Regions from separate parts of the Homo sapiens genome. Here region 2 is linked to region 1. A link is an interaction called in ENCODE POLR2A ChIA-PET data of the cell type or tissue named here. Cell type or tissue: A673. All regions are shown on one strand. Each heading gives the region's core, and the rest is flanking DNA. Links, peaks and the distances in the headings are about the cores only. Region 1 has its middle 53 kb from the start of LINC02038. Region 2 holds the start of LINC02038 (long intergenic non-protein coding RNA 2038).

Region 1 (5,378 bases), core at 321-5,320:
CGCCTTCATAATTACACGGATTGTTCCTCAAGGGCAAGGCAGGGCTTGAGCCTCCAGAAAGCACTTGCATCACCCTGGTCCAAATGAATGGCAGGCATGGTGGCCATTGCACTTGGAGCCTAGCCTCAAACTCCTCCCTTTTTGCTTGAGGCACTTACACTCTGTCTAGCCACAGAGCATGAGCCCTCTGGTAAGATGGAATATATTATTTTTTACAGCATTAATCACAGCTATATTAGACCACCCTTTGTGTGACTAGCATTTAATACCTGCCTCCTTCACAAGTTCCGTCAGGGCAAGGGCACTATCTGTCTTGTTTATAACTATATCCTATGTGCCCAGTTCTGTACTCAATACATATTTGTGGAATGCATGAATGAACGTATGAATGAATGAGTGAGAGAGAGAATGTTTTCTGTACATTCTCAGCCACTGTCTGGGCCCCTGGCTGAATGAACCAAGCACCTGTGTTAGCAATGCTGCCACATACCCGACACCTCTACCACCCAAAACTCTTAACTACAGTGCACCCCTTCCAGGGGGCACCTGCATCTGCCACACACCTTTAGGTTCAGCATGAAGGATAGTTTGCGGTCTGGCCCAGACACCAGTACTATCATAAGGATGTTTCCTCCAGCCCAAGTTTGGCCTGATCCCTGCCTGCCCTCTCCTGCTGGCCCTCCTCCTGCAACTCTGCATCCCAGGACACCCCGTGTCCAAGACCTCCCAATTAGGGCCCTCCTCTGTGCCGCCTTCTACGATCCAGCCCCATGGTCTGCAGAAAACAGACTCTCAATAGCTGATGACAAATAATGAGTTCTTTATTCCTCCTGGGAAGCCAATTTCTCATCTGTCCCATAGATCTGAATGGAAAACACAGATGATTGGTAAGTAGGAAAAAATGCTTCTCACTTCCAGCAATGTGCCCAACCCTGCCTGTGTTCAGAAATGTCAGCCATCAGAGAACAACACATCTGTGGTAAACAACATTTCTGGAATGATTGCTCTAGGAAGAAGCATGGCCCTAAGTACTCCATCGGATGTGAGCCTGGTCAGGAGAACCACTAGAATACTCTCCTAGAGCACCCAGGTCCTGCCTGAGTGAGCTTTTTGTTACATGGATAAGCCAAATATTAAAACACATATAGGAATACATAAACACACACACACACACACACACACACCCTGAATTGATTTAGTATGCAGTATGGTATGGGGCAAGGGTTTTAGAGTCAGAGAAATGTTTAAATTCTGTCTCTAGTTTATCCTAAGTAGCTTATCTGGGCAAGCTACTTCTCTGAATTTGTTTTCTCATCTATAAACTGGGGTAATAATACCTCATAAGGTCGTTGCAAGAATTGAGATAGATAAATAAAACTCCATCGATGTAGTAAAGGGCAGAGAAGCAGTGGCTGTGATTCATATCAGTCATATTTCAAAAGCTGAGTATGTAGATGTTAGGCAAATGTAGAATAAAGACGGCGGGGGAGAAATCTTGGGAGAGGTAAGGTCAAAGCAAGGTTTTGGAGAAAAGGAAGAAAATGGTTTGAAAGAGAGAAGGGAAGAGGGTGTTTGAGTCAGAAAAGAAGGCCGGGGAAGACACAGGGAGGAGGGAGGTCAGCTCTAGTCCTGGATCTAGTTGTGGTCACCGCCAAATAGTCCCAGGAGGCAGTCTTGCATTTCCTCAAGATCTTATACGGTCACTGGTTTTTTTCTTGAACTTTCCACTGAAGTAGACTTAGACCTTCTGCCCAGCAACCTGAGACTCTGGGGAGATGCCAGCATGACTTGTGGGGAGACCCCTGCCCTCGAACATACTCTCCAACCCAGCCATCATCTTACCCTGCTCAGGGACTCTATGGGATGAACGTCGTTAGTGAGGCCGGTGAGGGACACACACATTCCTAAAGCTCACTTTGGAAGGCAAGTCTCATCTTGTCTCTTGTCTTTTCATTTTAACAAGCTAGAGGGAATCTTGCTGTGCTCCGAAGTCTCTCTTGTCTGGGGGAGAAAATAATACTAAAGTGCTCACTATTCAAAATGAAATCCTTAAACACAACATGAGTGTCACCTGGAGCTCGTTTGCAATTCTGATTTCAGGGCCCCACTCGAGACCAACTGGATCAGCATCTCTGGGGGTAGGACCCAAGAATCAATGTTTTAACAGGCTCTCCAGGTGATTCTTATGCACATTGAAGTTTGAGAAGCACGGATTTAAGGAACAGTGTAGATAAGTCAGCCTCTCTTGAGTTCACTTGCTTCAGTCTAGAAAGTTTAGGTGACTTTCTAGACCTGGGAACAGGAAGTTCATTCTAACACTCAATTGTGAAAGCCATCATTTCAAAATATAGAAGATTTCTGGAGACTCCCACATGGACCAACCAGGAATAATCATAACATAAATTGAGCTTAAAAATATAGCTATTTGGACTGACCTACTTTATCAGCTTATTTGATTGCAGGCAAAAGAAATAGAATCTTGCTATCTTAAGCACAGAAGGAATTTAGGAGAAGATACAGGACTGCTTACAGAATCTGAATCAGAATCAGAAGAATCAGTCTCAGAAAAGCCAGGAACCAAGGCAGGACCTAGGTAAAGAAACTACTGGAAACTACTGGAAAATCTGGATAAGGAGCTGTTGCGGTGCTTAATTGACTATCACAGCTTTCTGGAGCGGCCTCTGCCTATCTGAGATGCAGATTCCCGAGGGAGAATCCGATTGGCCATGGCACGGTCACGTGCTAAGCCCTGGTCAGTGCAAAGCCGGAAACCTTGAGGGATGGTGCTAGCGCCCGTCCAAGGCTGTACACAGTAGGTGCTGGATGGTTCCTCCGAGCAAAATCAGGCACAGCTCCCAGGCATGAGGGGATGGAGCCAACAGGCAAAACAGTGGATGCTCCCTGCCTCCCCTGGCTAGCTGAGTATAACTGGACATCAGCAGGAGAAATACAGATGTGGAAGCCTTCAGAGAGATGAAAGGAAATGTGAAAGTTTTCTTAGAGTGGCTGGGGGAGTTCAAAGGCTAGGAAAAACAGAATGGAGACAACAGTATGATTGGGTGTAGTTGTGAAGGCCAAAGAGGATGGCCTGAGGTAATGACTTCAAGAAGCCCAGCTCCTGGAAGCTGACAGGGTCAGATGCTCTGTGTGCCCCTGTGGGAGGGAGGGAGGTGCAGATTCAAAGAGATGTCTGTGAGAGAAAGTCAAGGAGAGGCAGAGAGTGCAGGCGTCCGGCCTCCCTAACACACGCCTGTAATCTGAGCACACAGAAAGAGAGGACAAGCTCTTCCTCAGAAGCACGGTGCGGAGGTGCTGGGGTGGGCGGCTGGAGAGCCGGGAAGGCGGGCTATCATCGGCATTCGGGTTAAGAGTGCATGCAATGTGACAGCAAGGACCTAAAAGAGACACCAGTGCCAGGAGAGAGGAAGGAAGGAAGGAAGGAAGGAAGGAAGGAAGGAAGGAAGGAAGGAAGGAAGGAAGGAAGGAAGGAAGGAAGGAGATTTCATAGCACTACATGTATCTATATTGTACAACTAAATATAGAAAAAGAAACACATTTCTTTGTGGTATTTGCTCATTTTTATATAGTAGGTACTTTTAATGTACATAGCAGGAATTTATCTATCATTGTTTAATGACAGCATTCAAAGAGATATGTATGGTTAGAGATATAAAACATATATAGTTATTTTACATTTTAATTTATTTGTAGCTAGCCAAAATAAATTAGCCTATCAAAATAAATAGCCTATCAAAAGTTATATATCTAAAATACTTTGGCTAATAGTGGCACGAAACACCATGAAAATCTGACACTTCCCTAAGAAAAATCATGAACAGTTTCAATACCAGATAACACAGGGCCAATACCTTAGTGTTTATTCCACACTGACCCCAATGCAGTAAAGTGAGAATGGGGTCTGTGAGAGCCACCGACCCAACAGCTACACTAGGCTGATTTAAATCAGAAGGCCAAGGTCCTGCATTTCACCTACTCTGATGCTTTTATCCCCTGAGGCCAGTACAGCATGAAGTTCTGATATCATTCTTTTGAGTAGGGCGGGGGTGGGCAACAGAGAGCAACAACAGGCCCAAGGCTTTGGCAAGTCCTTTGGGGGTGGAATGAGGACACCGTCTTTGAAGGCCCTATTCCCTCCAGTGGGCCTTCCATCTGGCAGGGAATTGAGATGGTCTCTCTTGAACCCTCAAGAAGATTGTGACCCACAAACTAAAGGCTGACAGTCTAAGTAAGTTCTAGGCAAGAGTTGCCCTTGGGAGCTTAACTCTCTATTGGCTTTGGCCCCAGCAGGATACCCCAACAACTGTCATGCCCCATAGACAGCATTTTAAAAACATCTCCTTCCACACCAGAACCCTGACATTCCAATTTGATATGTAGAAGCTGGCAAGTTCCTGCCTCAGCCTATGCCCAAGGAATCTCTCTTCTGTGTAGCATCCCTGCCACTCCACCCACCCTCATACATCTGCTCCCTAGCAGGACTTGGTGTGCCTTTTACCAGCCCAAGCTACTTAGAAAGCACAGTTGGTGCATGATTTATCTCCCTGTTCATGCCCATGCTTAGCATTGTGCTTTGTATTTGGCTAGTGCTGAAGAAATACCTCGGAAAATGCTAAATAATACAAATTCTGAAAACAGTTTTATAGGGAATTGTGAGTACTTAATTTAGGAACTCTTACTGGCTTATGTCTTTTGGAGTACAGATAAACATATGCTTTTTAATGCTTGGTGCAGATTATAAGTGTGTAAGTAAAGTGCCTGGCACATTGTAAATTTAACAAATATTGATTGATTAAATGGATAAATTAACCGAAGAATGCATACAAAGAAAGAAAGGTTATAAAAAGCATTTCAGAAATCCTCAAATCAAAGTGAAAAATCAATGGCAAGATTGTGATGGATGTCTCCATTTCACAGTGAAATTCATGGAAAATCCACAATTCTACAAGATGCATGAACAACTATAACCTGTCCATTGATCACTCCTTTGTCATTATATTATATTATATCATATTATATTATATTATATTATATTAATTATATTATCAGAATATCAGGGGAATTTGCCTTTGTACATTTCTCAAATTAACTTTTAAAATTATCTGATTATTTTTAGAAAGAGATCCCACTCAGGTGAAACTTTGAAATAGAATTTAACTATAAACAAATGCTGTTTAATTCTCTCCTAAATTGCAAAGGTCAGATTACTTTCTAAGGTCTGGGTTTTCTTTAGTGAGGAAGATGTGCAAATTAGGAATTAAACGATAAAGTCAGACCGGCTCATCTAGAAGCATGGCCTCTCTGCTTTTTAATAGGGCTCTTTTCCATTCGGTTTGAGATAAAGTGGCCCCAATTATTT
Region 2 (5,378 bases), core at 264-5,263, 53 kb before region 1:
TAATGGAAGCAGCCCAGAGAGGGAAGGGCTTTCAAAGCAGAGGCTGACATTGTCAGCAAAGGCAGAGGCTAGAGAGCAAAAATAGGTCAGGAATCCTTGCAACTGAGTTTGGCAGTAATGGCGGGTGTGGGCGAGAGAGAGAGACAAAGATAGAGAAGCAGTCACCCAGAAAACTCAGGCTCCAACTGCCATAGTTTCTTTTAGGATATGTGAGGGTGGGCTGGGGTTTGCAGGACCACTTATTCATACCTTCGGGACCCTCCAAAACTGGCCTGGTAGTCTAGAACTCCAGGTAGGGATCACCCTGAACTGAACCTGCAGCTAGAAGATGTGGGCTGACCATGAATTCCATATACCTTCACAGGTGAAGTTGTATGAGCCCAGAACCAGCTGAGTTCCCCAATCCAGGCTCATGCTAAAGCCAGTTCTGATCATCTCACTTCCTCATTTGGCAAGAAAACGCCTCTGTCGCAAACCAATTGCTGAGCTTCATGTCTTTCATGCAAATTTTGCTATAAAATCCTGTCACAACAAACAGAACTGAGCTGCTCCTCGGAGCTCCATGAACGTAGATGGCAGGACTGTCTTACTTTTTGAGGTAGCAGTCACGACAGTTGTCATGGGGTAATATTATTGCTCCAGAGCCCTGTGGCCAGGGTCCTGCTGAGGGCTCCACACAGAGGGGACAGGGTGGCATGTAGACAGAAGGCTCTCACTGACTGGACCTTGGGACCCTTGAGATTCTGAGCCCAAGAGGTGTCACCCCACCCCATTGGACCTTATCGACGGCCTCTCCCCTGAAGAGCAAAGGCTGAGGGCAAAAAGGAAAACAGATTAACAGCGCAAAAGCTCCCTGGGTCTTCAGCCAGGAGCGGCAAGTTCCTTACAAATTTACACACATGTGGCAGAAGCGTAACAATAAGCAGAGTCGTGCTGGGCTAGCTGCGCCGCTTCTGCCGTGGAAGAACAGGTTCGGCAGCCAATCTCCTGGGAGGAGCCCTCTTTGGTGGAAATTTGGACACACAGGAAGAGCACACACTGGTGGGGCCTTGTTCCCTGCAGCACCATCTGGGTGAAAAGGAGGCCAGCATACGCAGTTTGGAAGCAAGAAGTCACAGCATGAAATATGCAGGACTTCCCTCTCCTAAGGCACAGTTTTCCCAGGTTCAAAATAAGCAGCGTGATGTCCTCTGCCCACCCACCCCCTCCTTTTCTTGTAGTGTCCCTTATCTCACTTAACAAAGTGTGGGCTCTCACCAAACCAGAGAGCCTTCCTGAAACAGGCAGAGAGAGCACTGCTCCCCACCCCTCACATCCTCCCTACCCTTTCCCCCGACCCCCCTCGCCAAGCCACAGAGGGAGGGCAGTTCCCAGGGTAAGCCTCGTGTACCAAAAACGGTCTGTGCTCTGCGTGTGCGAGGATTGAGAGCCACAGTGGACTAAAGCCAGGAGACTTGGTGTCGAGTTCTAGCTCTGCCACCAACATGTTCAGCGGCTTGGAGCATGTCACTTGGTGTCACCACGCCTCCGTTTTCTCTCTGTAAAACAATCCAGGTAGTACGGTATTTCAGTGTTGCAAAGATCCTTAGAGATTTAGTCCAGGAGTTGGCAAAATACAGTCCACTGGCCAATCTTGTTCACCACTTGTCTTTGTAAATAAAGTTTTATTGGAATACAACCACGCCCCTCCATTTACAACCCATCTGTGGCTGCTTTCATGCTACAGTGGTGGCTTTGGATAGTTGAGAGAGATACTGACCATGTGGTCTACAAGCCTAAAATATTATATTTGTCTCTTTACATAAAAAGTTTGCCAGCCCCTGCTCTAGGCCAACATCATCATGTTAACAACACAGAAAGAGAGGCATGGGCAGATTAAGGAATTTGCCAAACTCATAGAGCAAGTCAGGGCAGAGGCTGGGACAGCCTGGCGCTCCTGATTTACATTGGCCCAGAGTTCTTACCTGGTCTAAAGCTCTCCGTCTGATTCTAGGTAGAAGCTGTGCTGGGGAGAAGCCTTGTGGGGATAGAGGAGCCGGTTCCATGAAAGAAGTCTATGCAGTTGGGGCAGAACCCTGAGACTTCTGCAGCAGGGACAGTTCTGTTGCATTCTGTATGGGTCAGCGTGAGGCTACCACACCTCAGGGCTGCTGAGCTTAAGAGAGGAGCCAAATGGCTCTCTTGATAGGAAATGGGGCTTCAGGTTGAAATCAGATGAGAGCTGGCCTCTGAGGACATTTTAACCACAGGTCACAGCTCTTGGTAAACTTTAGTTGGCTTTTGAACCACGGGGAGACATTTTTTCTTGCCTCTTTACTTACTGGCTATTTCCTCCTTCTAGCATTCATTAATCTGACTGGTTAACCATTGAACCCAACTCAGTCTCCTCTTGTTTCAAATCTTGTTCTCCCTGTTGGCTTCAGAAAAAGAGTTCACACTAAACAAACCTACTTTTTTTCTCTTTCTTTTCACAGCCAGAGCCAAGTGATAAAGGAGGTGGGGTCAGGGGTGCTATGTTTACTCTAAAAGACACACCCAAACCTGAGCTCTGGGAGTGGGGAGGGCCCTTCTAATGCAGGCCAGCCATTTTCAGAAAGAAATGTATCAGCTGCAACAGACACAAGGCAAAAGCAGCTTAATTAATTGGCCTATGGGCACAATTTAGAGAAGAGATTTATACAAGCCTTAATTTTTCTGATTTCTCCATCATTGTGTAAAGTATCATATTTCCTGCTTCTTAACACAATTGCTATTTGCTTTAAATCCACCAGTTAAATGGAGAGTGGCTTATAAAAGGAGAATTATAAGAATGGAGGAGGGAACAGAGCCGAGGCTGTGGGAAGGAAAAAGAGAAAGGGGCTGGGGCAATGTAAGGGAAGAGCCTTCTGAACAGAAGGGCCTCAGAGCCTGACATCAGCCCTGTCACCACTTTCCTGTGAATTGTTAGGGTCTGCTGGAATGTAAGCTCCATGAGGACAGGATTTTATTTGTTCACTGCTGTATCCCCAGCACCTAGAATAGTGTCTGACATGGAGTAGGTGCTCAGATGTGTATTTGCTGAATGAACGAACACAGTCTTTCAGCAGGGAATTGAGGCCCCACAGTGGTTCATGTGTTGTCTTTGTCCAAACGGATTCAGAAGCTCCTCTTGAATTGGCACAGAAGTCACCATAAAACTTCATGAAGGACAAGAAGGACTCTCTCTCTCCTGAACCATGAAGATAGCTGCAGAAAAATCTCACCCCCAAGGGTAGTATTTCCACTAAACACCCAGGGAGATCCAGGCAGTGCCCAACACAGCCCTGTCATTGTGAGTTTCTCCTTGTCATTCAAAGGGACCATATGTACACAATGTACACAATGGGAATTTATACCTTATTCTAATAATGCCTACTAGTTAGTGAACACTATTTTGTGTCAGGCATTTCACAAATATTTTCTCATTTAGTCTTCATGGTAACATTGCTAGGTAGCTATTATTACCCCCATTTTACAGATGAGAAAATGAAAGGTTACTGATATGGTTTGGCTGTGTCCCCACCCAAATCTCATCTTGAATTATGGTTCCCATAATCCCCACACGTGGTGGGAGGGACCCAGTAGGCGGTAATTTATTCATGGGCGTGGTTACCTCCATGCTGTTCTCGTGATACTGAATGAGTTCTCATGAGATCTGATGGTGTTATAAGGGGCTTTTCCCCTTTTGGTAGGCATTTCTCCTTCCTGCCACCATGTGAAGGATGTGTTTGCTTTCCCTTCTGCCATGATTGTAAGTTTCCTGAGGCTTCCCCAGCCATGCTGAGCTGTAAGTCAATTAAACCTCTTTCCTGTATAACATACTCAGTCTTGGGTATGTCTTTATTAGCAGTGTGAGAACAGACTAATACAGTTACTGAATTTGCTTATGGTCACACAGAGTTCTGATCTGTCTTAGGCTTGTCTGACCCTATAGACAGTGCTCCTTCCCCCAACCACACATTCTGCCTCTGTCTCTGTAACCTTGGGCAAGTCACTTCTCTTGGGCTTCAATGTTTGTGTTCTCAAATGTGGGAAGCTGAGCGATGTTATTTAGAAAGTTTTCCACCTGTGGGTCTGTGAACAGATGACTTCATTCCTTTGCAGGCTACAGCTTCATTTTGCTTTTGGAAGTTGAAATAGCAACACCCTTTACTGAGAGTAGCTGAAAATCTTTTCTGTTCCCTCAGTTTGGTGATACTTTGAGGCACTCTGCTAAGTCCTGGCTTTGCTTCCTTTTATATAGTAAAGAGTAGCCCAGTTTTTAATCTTAGCCCCAGCCTCAGCTGGGCTCCCACCACCATCCTTGCTGCCCTGGCTGTAGGTCTTTGCAATGGTCCCAAATTCTTTTCCATTTGTTCAGTGCAATAGTAAAAGTAAGCAGACCCCTTCCAGGAAGCTGTGCACAGGGCAGCATGCTGACGCGGCTTCCCTGTGCTCTGAGAGCAGGTTTCCTCAGACAGCCTCTCAGGCACCGGCGAACATGTTTCCTTCTAAAGCTGAGGTGGTGAGGGGAGAAGATGGAAGAGAGGTAGCTTTTGGAAGGTGAAAAGGAAGAACCCTGGGAAGACAGCAGTGTTCAAGGTGGGGCCAGGAGTCTTAACTCACTTGTTGCCCAACTGAGGAGCGAGGGGAAGTTCAGATTCTTAGCACTAGAAGGGACCCTGGTGATAATTAAACACATAGTTTCAGGTTTTCCTAGCTGCAGAATCCAGTGTGTAAAACAGAAAAGTTCCATTCTGGTTAAATTCAGAGGAGTGGGGTGGCAGTTGTCTTCTCCCTTCTCCTCCAACCTGTCCTGGCCACCTAACAGTGGTCTCCAGGACTTCCACAGAGCACAGTTGGAAATGATTCTAATCTAACCACAACTCCAATTTTCCACCCAGAGTCCTATAAAGGGAACCATTTACCAAGCCCAGTCACTGGTGGCAGCCTTGGAGCTCACATTCAGAACACAGCCACTGACTTGGTAAGCCAATAAGGTGGTTAGGAAAAGGGTCAAATGTGGTGCTGGCCCAGGAAGGATAATGAAAAAGCACATGCAGTTACGTCAACATCAGTCATTTTGCTTGGGTAGCCTTGAGAGCAGGCCATACTGAGAGCAAGGCAAGCTGTGATGCCACTGCTTTGCCAGCTTTTGAACCTCTGGATCCATTCAATTACCGTGACTTCCTACTCTCCCCATGCCTCACACATTCACCTTATTGTATCTGCCAAGAAGCCTCATCCAGTGCTTCTGTTTCTTGGTTTCCCCATTTTCTCTAAGTCTATAGTTCTCTCCTAGTTCACTTCTTTTCATATCACCCTAAACTCTGGGATCCATCTCCAACCAATCTCTAACCAATATCCCCCAACTCCATCAC

What was found. Peaks named below come from ENCODE experiments on the same cell type or tissue, not always from the same donor. Only the 100,000 strongest peaks of a DNase experiment are listed, where the experiment ranks them.
Region 2: POLR2A ChIA-PET joins it to region 1 with 14 read pairs; 6 of 35 experiments call an interaction of 5 or more read pairs at or near these places.

What each region holds. Positions count from the first base shown.
Region 1 is chr3:193,894,702-193,900,079 of GRCh38, forward strand. No RefSeq gene overlaps it. Among named protein-coding and RNA genes, the nearest start is that of LINC02038, 53 kb to the left of the region's middle. In A673, for the core only: no CTCF peak of the experiment used is centred there; DNase peaks (open chromatin) are centred at 2,720, 3,320, 4,070 and 4,500; H3K27ac peaks cover 5,000 bases.
Region 2 is chr3:193,841,688-193,847,065 of GRCh38, forward strand. It overlaps LINC02038 (long intergenic non-protein coding RNA 2038), which reads right to left and starts at 2,322. Exons shown (of 3, transcript NR_146718.1): 1 at 1,965-2,322; 2 at 1,391-1,538; 3 at 1-1,068. RefSeq lists a silencer at 833-1,016. In A673, for the core only: no CTCF peak of the experiment used is centred there; no DNase peak of the experiment used is centred there.